Linked DNA regions of Homo sapiens: region 2 is linked to region 1. Evidence: chromatin loops called from intact Hi-C (ENCODE). Cell type or tissue: chondrocyte. All regions are shown on one strand. Each heading gives the region's core, and the rest is flanking DNA. Links, peaks and the distances in the headings are about the cores only.

Evidence for each region. A loop is a pair of places that touch in the nucleus more often than their neighbours do. Peaks named below come from ENCODE experiments on the same cell type or tissue, not always from the same donor. Only the 100,000 strongest peaks of a DNase experiment are listed, where the experiment ranks them.
Region 2: a loop joins it to region 1, with 4 times the contacts of the local background. A loop is called at or near these places in 16 of 110 quality-filtered maps.

The regions. Positions count from the first base shown.
Region 1 is chr7:75,770,591-75,775,106 of GRCh38, reverse strand. CCL26 (C-C motif chemokine ligand 26) reads left to right here and starts at 2,896. Exons shown (of 3, transcript NM_001371938.1): 1 at 2,896-3,003; 2 at 3,104-3,218. The coding sequence starts at 2,931. RefSeq lists a silencer at 2,082-2,376. In chondrocyte, for the core only: no CTCF peak of the experiment used is centred there; no DNase peak of the experiment used is centred there.
Region 2 is chr7:76,018,450-76,022,709 of GRCh38, reverse strand. It overlaps STYXL1 (serine/threonine/tyrosine interacting like 1), which reads left to right. Exons shown (of 9, transcript NM_001317785.2): 4 at 718-859. Among named protein-coding and RNA genes, the nearest start is that of TMEM120A, 26 kb to the right of the region's middle. RefSeq lists an enhancer at 3,014-3,515. In chondrocyte, for the core only: CTCF peaks have their summits at 2,159 and 2,396 (motif pointing right); no DNase peak of the experiment used is centred there.

The sequences.
Region 1 (4,516 bases), core at 517-4,516:
CTGGGATTACAGACACGCGACACCATGCTCAGCTAATTTTTGTATTTTTGGTAGAGACGGAGTTTCACCATGTTGGCCAGACTCATCTTGAACTCCTGACCTCAAGGTATCCACCCCCATCAGCCTACCAAAGTGCTGGCATTACAGGGGTGAGCCACCGGGCCCGACCAATAATTCTTTTTTTAAAGAGACAGAGTCTTGCTCGGTCACCTAGGCTGGAGTGCAGTGGCATGATCATAGTTCACTGCAGCCTTGAACTCCTGGGCTCAAGTGACCCTCCTGCCTCGGCCTCCTGAGTAGCTGGGCCTACAGGTGCACATGCCACCATACTCAGTTAATTTTTATTTAATTAAAAAAAATAGGCCGGGTGGGGTGGCTCACACCTGCAATTTCAGCACTTTGGGAGGCTGAGGCGGGCAGATCAGTTGAGGTCAGGAATTCGAGACCAGCCTGGGCAACATAGTGAAACCCTGTCTCTACTAAAAATACAAAAATTACCCGGGCATGGTGGTGCATGCCTGTAATCCTAGCTACTCAGAGGCTGAGGCAGAAGAATCATTCGAACCCAGGAGGTGGAGGCTGCAGTGAGCTAAGATTGTGCCACTGTACTCCAGCCTGGATGACAGAGCAAGACTCTGTCTCAAAAAAACAAACAAACAGCTGGGCATGGCGGTTTATGCCTGTAATCCCAGCACTTTGGGAGGCTGAGGCAGGTGGATCACTTGAGGTCAGGAGTTCGAGACAAGACTGACCAACATGGTGAAACACCATCTCTACTAAAAATACAAAATTAGCCGGGCGTGATGGCGCATGCCTGTAATCCCAGCTACTTGGGAGGCTGAGTCACGAGAATTGCTTGAGCCTGGGAGGCAGAGGTTGCAGTGAGCCGAGATTGTGCCATAGCACTCCAGCGTATGCAACAGGAGCAAAACTCCATCTCAATAAAAACAAAAACAAAAACAAACCACCCTCTCATGATCATCCAGACTGTTGTGCCTGGTTTGAGTGACAGGCAACTCACCATCTATCCTCTTCCCACCTACAACAGCTCTGACTATCACAAACTTCTGTTAAGTTCTTTTAAAAATTTGGCTGAAGCCAGGTGTGGTGGCTCTCCCCTATAATCCCAGTGCTTTGGGAGGCTGGAGTAAGCAGATCGCCTTGAAGCCAGGAGTTTGAGACCAGCCTGGCAACCTTTGGGCTCTACAAATTTCTTTTTTTTTGTGACAGAGTTTTGCTCTTTTTTCTTAGGCTGGAGTGCAATGGCACGATCTTGGCTCACTGCAACCTCTGCCCCCCAGGTTCAAGTGACTCTCCTGCCTCAGCCTCCCAAGTTGCTCGGATTACAAGCATGAGCCACCACAAAATTAGCCCGGCTAATTTTTGTATTTTTAGTAGAGACGGGGTTTCACCATGTTCGCCAGGCTGATCTCAACCTCCTGACCTCAGACGATCCCCCTGCCTCTGCCTTCCAAAGTGCTGGGATTACAGGCGTGAGCCACTGTGACTGGCCCCACACACACACACAAAATAATAATAATAATTGACCAGGTATGGCCAGACGTGGTGGCTCACTGTAATCCCAACATTTTTGAAGGCCAAGGTGAGACAGTCACTTGAGCCAAGAGTTTAAGACCAACCTGGGCCACATAGAGAGACCTCATCTCTATTTTTTTTTCTTTTTTGAGACAGTCTTGGTCTGTCGCCCAGGCTGGAGTGCAATGGCGGGATCTCGGCTCACTGTAACCTCTGCCTCCTGCATTCAAGCGATTCTCCTGCCTCAGCCTCCCTAGTAGCTGGGATTACAGGTGCCCGCCACCGTGCCTGGCTAATTTTTTTATTTCTAGTGGGGACGGGGTTTCACCATGTTGACCAGGCCCTCTCTCTCACTATATATATATATTATTTGTTGTTGTTTGTTTGTTTTGTTTTGTTTTAAGCCTCGGGTGATTGTGATGATCTGTCAGGTTTGGGATCTGTTAGATCTCTCAAATGCCCCCAGCCAGCCCTGGCCCTACAGGTGTGGCCCCAAGAAGATGGGCTGGCACCTGCCTGGACCCTGTTTTTAAATATCCATTGTCGAGGTTGGGCTACTCTATGATCACATCTTGAGACCATCCAGAGCTCCACACAGAGATAAGCAATGCTTAGAAAGGAAACAAAACTTTGCCCAAGAGCCAGAAACCTATCTTCAACAACCAATTGTGCTATAAAGTAACTTAGTTCAGTTCACTGGAATATTACTTAATTTCCTCTGCTTTTTCTTTTTAAACAAGAAAGTGTTGACTCAGCCAACAGCACTGGGAACCAGACTCCCTGGGGCCTGCCTGCCCCTGCTCTTCTCCCAAATTCTCTTCTTTTTTTGTCCCTGTTGATGGAATTCAATAAAGGGATCTCTACCATCTGTCACTTGTTTTTTTTTGTTGTTTGTTTGTTTGTTTTTTTTTTTTTTGGCAGAGTCTCACTCTGTCGCCCAGGCTGCAGTGCAGTGGTGCCATCTCAGCTCACTGCAACCTCCACCTCCCAGGTTCAAGTGATTCTCCTGCCTCACCCTCAGGAGTAGCTGGGATTACAGTTGCCTGCCACCATGCCCGGCCAATTTTTGTGTTTTTAGTAGAGACAGGGTTTCTCCATGTTGGCCAGGCTGATCTTGAACTCCTGACCTCAAGGGATCCGCCCACCTCGGTCTCCCAGAGTGCTGTGATCACAGGCATGAGCCACCACGCCCAGTGCCAGATTATCTTTCTTCACTGTCTAATTTCATTCCTATGAGTATTAGTTTACTTTTCCTTTGTTGGGTCAAAAGTGCTGCTTCTGTTCCCAACCACAGAATTCTCTGGAATTGTTTTCAGGGCCGTCTCAGTCTCATAAAAGGGGATCAGGCAGGAGGAGTTTGGGAGAAACCTGAGAAGGGCCTGATTTGCAGCATCATGATGGGCCTCTCCTTGGCCTCTGCTGTGCTCCTGGCCTCCCTCCTGAGTCTCCACCTTGGAACTGCCACACGTACGTAGCTGGCCCATTCCCCTCCTGGGGTTCCTTCCCGGACCGCCTGGGAGTGGATGGAAATGAGTATCTCCAAACCCTTCCTCTCCCTGATTTTTAGGTGGGAGTGACATATCCAAGACCTGCTGCTTCCAATACAGCCACAAGCCCCTTCCCTGGACCTGGGTGCGAAGCTATGAATTCACCAGTAACAGCTGCTCCCAGCGGGCTGTGATGTGAGTATTTCTCGGACGTACTTTCTGGGGCCCCATCAGTCATGCAACAGGATGGGTGCTGGGCAGACCCCCAGGATGAGCCTTGGGATGGGAACCTGGAAACCCCACCTCTGCACACTAACAAGTGTGACTCTGAGCTTCAGGTAGAACCTGACTTTTTTTTTCTCTTTTTGAGACGGAGTTTCTTTCTTGTTGCCCAGGCTAGAGTGCAATGGCACGATCTTGGCTCACTGCAACCTCCCCCTCCCGGGTTCAAGCAATTTTCCTGCCTCAGCCTCCCAAGTAGCTGGAATTACAGGCACATGCCACCATGCTCAGCTAATTTTTGTGTTATTAGTAGAATTTCACCATGGTTGGCCAGGCTGGTCTTAAACTTCTGAGCTCATGTGATTTGCCCGCCTCAGCCTCCCAAAATGCTGGGATTACAAGTGTGAGTCACTGGACCCAGCCAATCCCCACTTTTAATAAACTCACAGTGAAGTAAGAGCTCAGGAATCATCAGCTATGATGAATAACCTTGAAAATGTGGCTAACAATTAAATGACATGTTGAGTGCAGGGTTCCTTTCTGGGGTGATGAAAATATCCTAAAATTGATTGTGGTGATGGTTGCATAATCTATGACTATACTAAAAACCATTGAATTATAATTATAGCCTTTAAATTGGTGGAGTTGTACATGGTGGGGAGGTTTAGACGATCGCTTGAGCCCAGGAGTTCAAGGCTGCAGTGAGGTATGATCGCACCACTGCACTCCAGCCTGGGTAACACAGAGAGACTTCATCCCTAACAAAAGAGAAAAAAAAGAGTGAATTACAGTTATCCCCCAGTAACCACAGGGGATTGGTGCCAGGATTTTGGCATACAATTTCCCCTGAATTTATGCAGCTTTTGCATCACCGAGTTTTGTATTTTCTATCCTCCTTTGGTTGGCAAAAGGCTGCCTATGAGTGGGCCCACAGAGTTCAAATCCGTGTTGTTCAAGAGTCAACTGTATGTGCCGTGTGAATTATATCCCAACAAAGCTGTTCTATTACAATGAAAGAATCAGCCAGGTGAGGTGGCGCAGGCCTGTAAGCCCAGTTACTCCGGAGGCTGAGGCAGGAGAATCGCTTGAACCCGGGAGGCGGAGTTTGCAGGAGTAGAGATCGCGCCACTGCACTCCAGCCTGGGTGACAAGAGAGAAACTGTTTCAAAAAAAATAAAATAGGCCGGGCGTGGTGGCTCACGCCTGTAATCCCAGCACTTTGGGAGGCTGAGGTGGGCAGATCTCCTGAGGTTGGGAGTTCGAGACCAGCC
Region 2 (4,260 bases), core at 1-4,000, 250 kb before region 1:
TACTGTCCTTTTTTGGGGTGTTTTTTGTCTTGTTGTTGTTGTTTTGGGACAGGGTCTTGCTCTGTCACCCAGACTGGAGTGCAGTGACACAATCGCAGCTCACTGCAGCCTCCGCCTCCTGGGCTCAAGTGATCCGTCCACTTCAGCCTCCTGAGTAGTAGGGACTACAGGCGCATGCCACTATGCCTGGCATTTTTGTATTTTTTTTTTTTTCATAGAGTCGGGGATCTTGCTGTTGTCCAGGCTGGTCTGGAACTCCTGGCCTCAAGCAATCCTCCTGCCTTGGCCTCCTGAAGTGCTGGGATTACAGGTGCAAACCACTGCATCCAGTCTGGTATTTCTGGATTCAATCTCCACTGCCAAACACTCTCCCCATGAGAAAGGATATCACTAATTCAATTGACCATGGTTTCTCTGACACCAGGGTACCTAATAGGCTGTGGATCAGTCAGCAGACCAGCTGTTCTTTGGTCAGGCACTTCTCTCTGGTCCAGTCAGCTGTGGTCAGCTTTTCTCAGAAGGGAACACAGTTGTGGAGGATCCTTGGGATTTAACAGACTCTCCATCCACTGTCTCAGTGCTTCTGGGCCTGTGTGTATAGTCAGGGGAGAGAGTGCGGTCTTAGCTCCTCCCAGTGCTGCTATGCAGGGAGTCTCTGCTCAACCGAACCTGCCCACCAACAGGCCTCTCTTGTGTGTGTGTGTTTTTTTTTTTAAGAAAAATAATGAATATCTTCTCCCGGAGTCTGTGGACCTGGAGTGTGTGAAGTACTGCGTGGTGTATGATAACAACAGCAGCACCCTGGAGATACTCTTAAAAGATGATGATGATGATTCAGACTCTGATGGTGATGGCAAAGGTGGGTTTTATGCAACAGCAGCAAGAATAATAGTTAACGGCTATTGAACAAATTTGTTATAGGACCAACAGGTTCATATGCCCATGGCACGGGAACAGGCCAATGACACTGAGACAGCAGGGTTTGCGTCAGAAAAAGAGCTTCATGATCACTGGATACCGAGCAAGGAGATGGGAGGAGGCCCTCAAATACATTTCCCCAAGGAGTTTGGAATGGGGTTTTTAAGGGGATTGGGGAGGGTGAGGGACTGGAAAGTTGGGGTCATTGATTGGTTGAGGAAAGGGGGATGAAATAATCAGGACGTGGAAACTGCGTTCTTTGGTGAGTCAGCTCCTGTGGGGCCCGTCAGACCAGCTGATGTCAGTGGTTTCATCAGTACGCGGGACCTGAAAGAATATCTCAAAGGGAAAACAGTGTTCCATGATGTTCAAGTTGTCACCTACAGAGCAGTTAAGGGGAACTATATTCTTGGCCGGGCGCGGTGGCTCATGCCTGTAATCCCAGCACTTTGGGAGGCCGAGGCGGGCGGATCACAAGGTCAGGAGATTGAGACCATCTTGGCTAACACGGTGAAACTCCGTCTCTACTAAATACACAAAAAATTAGCCGGGCATGGTGGCAGGCGCCTGTAGTCCCTGCTAGCTACTTGGGAGGCTGAGGCAGGAGAATGGCGTGAACCCAGGAGGCAGAGCTTGCAGTGAGCGGAGATCACGCCACTGCACTCCAGCCTGGGCGACAGAGCGAGACTCCTTCTCAAAAAAAAAAAAAAATTCTTGTAACAGGGTCTTATGTGATTCTAGGACAATACACATCAAACAGCTGTGAGCAAGCAGGTTGGAGAGCAAGCAAGGTGACTTAGTGATGAATGCTGAATGTGCTGCAAGCTTGCTTTATTTTCATTTGTTCCCCTCCCTTCTTTGCTGATTTCACAAAGTTTATGGGGACAGTTCCATGTGTGCCATGCACCAGGAACCAAGGGCTTTACTTGGATCTGCAGAACAGCTTACAAGGACGCTAACTAACATCAAGAGCTGTGAGGAAGCCAGGCCCAGTGACTCATACCTGTAGTCCCAGCACTTGGGGAGGCTGAGGCAGGAGGATCACTTGAGCCCAGGAGTTCAAGACCAGCCTGGGTGATATGGCAAGATAAGGTACCCAGCTCATTTATTTACTTTTTGTAAAGACTGGGTCTTGCTGTGTTGCCTGAGACTTAAGCTTTTAAAAGTGTTGTGGACATATTTTTAAACCACCACACCTATAAGTGGTGGGGCCAGGATTCAAACCCAGGCCTTTTTGGCTCTGTCCTGTCCCCCAGGGATTGGGTAGTGGCACGAGAGCATGCAGCCCCAAGTCAGAACATTAAAGCGTGGTCAGTTCCAATGTGCTCCATCGAACCTCTGAGGCTCTGCTGTGTTCTTCATTAGCCCCTGGTTTTGGGCTGACCACCCTTTGCCATTGGCACTGGGAGCTCTGCTTCTAGGAATCAGAACTGCACCTGTGGGTGCCGTTCCAGAAGCTGGGGGCACTCACACCAACTGCCACGGGGTGGCGCTATGCTCCCACCTTTCATAAAACCAGCTGTCTGGACTTTTGTCCCAGGAGGTCCTTGGCCAGGAAATTGTCCCTTCTTCCCTAAGCTCATCCTGTTGGGCTCTGGTCTGCAATCCTAGGACTGTAGGCTAGGCCTTGAAACCCTAGGAGATGGTACTCAACATGGATAATCCCCTTTACATTCTATAACTGACCTTACTTTGCTATGGGGCCCCCATTCACAGGAAACCACAACCACACAACTTGTGCATTCAAGGCAACTTTTCTTGTTTCAAATGGCATCTTTCAGGTCAATGAAAAGTCTTTGGGGGTACAAGACCATCTCAAGGCTTCTCTCAACACCCCCTTCTTTCTTTTTTTTTTTTTTTTTTTGAGTCAGGGTCTCGCTTTGTTGCCCAGGCTGGTCTCGAACTCTTGGCTTCAAGCAATTCTCTTGCATTGGCCTCTCAAAGTGCATGGATTACAGGCATGAGCCACCATGCCTGGCCTGAACTCTGACTTCTGAGCCAGGCCCTGTGGGGTGAGCTTTGGCTCCTGTCTTGAGAGCTGCAGATTCTCTCTCAGCCTGGCTGCAGATTCCAGATTCTTCCTGTCAATGCCATCTCTCAGATAGGTCCCAGCCACTTATATCCTCCACAGCCCCTTCTGGAAGTGTCTTTGTCTCCCTGAACAAAAATTCAATATGGAAGCAGAGTTAGCCAGGCACGGTGCCTCACACTCGTAATCCCAGCACTTTGTGAGGCTGAGGCAGGAGGGTTGCTTGAAGCCAGGAGTTTGAGACCACCCTGGGCAACATAGCAAGGCCCCGTCTCTACCAAAAATACAAAAAAAAAAATTTAGCCAGGCATGGTGGTGCATGCCTGTAGCACCAGCTACTCAGGAGGCTGAGGCAGGAGGATCACTTGAGCCCAGGTGGTCAAGGCTGCAGTGAGCTATGACTGTACCACTGTATTCTAGCCTGGCTGACAGCGTAAGACCCTGTCTCTAAAAAAAACGTATTTAAAAAAAAAAAAAAAAGAAAAAAACAGTTAGAGTTCATGCTGTTTTCTTTCTCCTTTTATCTGGCTCTCTGAAGTCTGCCACACACTATTTCTCTTTCTGGGCCAGAACCTGGCCTCAGGATATCTTGGTTTAAGGATGTCTTGGCTTAGCCTTAATTATGCAAACTTCCTGTCACATATATCTAATTTACATGCAGTCTGATTGTGATTCTGCAGATCAATGAAGGTGTTTAAGATTAAATTGATGTCAAAACCACATTGAGATATTATTCACGCCCACTGGGATGGTAATAATCAAAGAGACAGATGATAATAAGTGTTGGTGAGAACATGGAGAAATTGGAAGCCTCATACACTGCGAACCAGAAAGTAAAATGGTGCAGTCACTGGAAAACAGTGTGGTGTTTCTTTAGAAGGTTAAGATATAGACCCCAAAGTAATGAAAACACATCCACACCAAAGCTTTTACATGAATGTTCATAGCAGTGTTATTCATAATAGCCAAAAAGCACGAACAACCTAAGTGTCTATCAGCAGCTAAACAGGTAGAACAGAATGTGGTCTGTCCACACAATGGAATATTACTCAGCCATAAAAAGGAATGGGGCTGGGCGCTGTGGCTAATAATGCCTGTAATCCCAGCACTTTGGAAGGCCAAGGCGGGAGGATCACCTGAGGTCAGGAGTTCAAGACCAGCCTGGCCAATGTGGTGAAACCCCATCTCTATTAAAAATACAAAAATTAGCTGGGCGTGGTGGCATGTGCCTGTAATCCCAGCTACTAGGGAGGCTGAGGTAGGAGAATCACTTGAACCTGGGAGGCAGAGGTTGCAGTGAGCCGAGTTTGTGC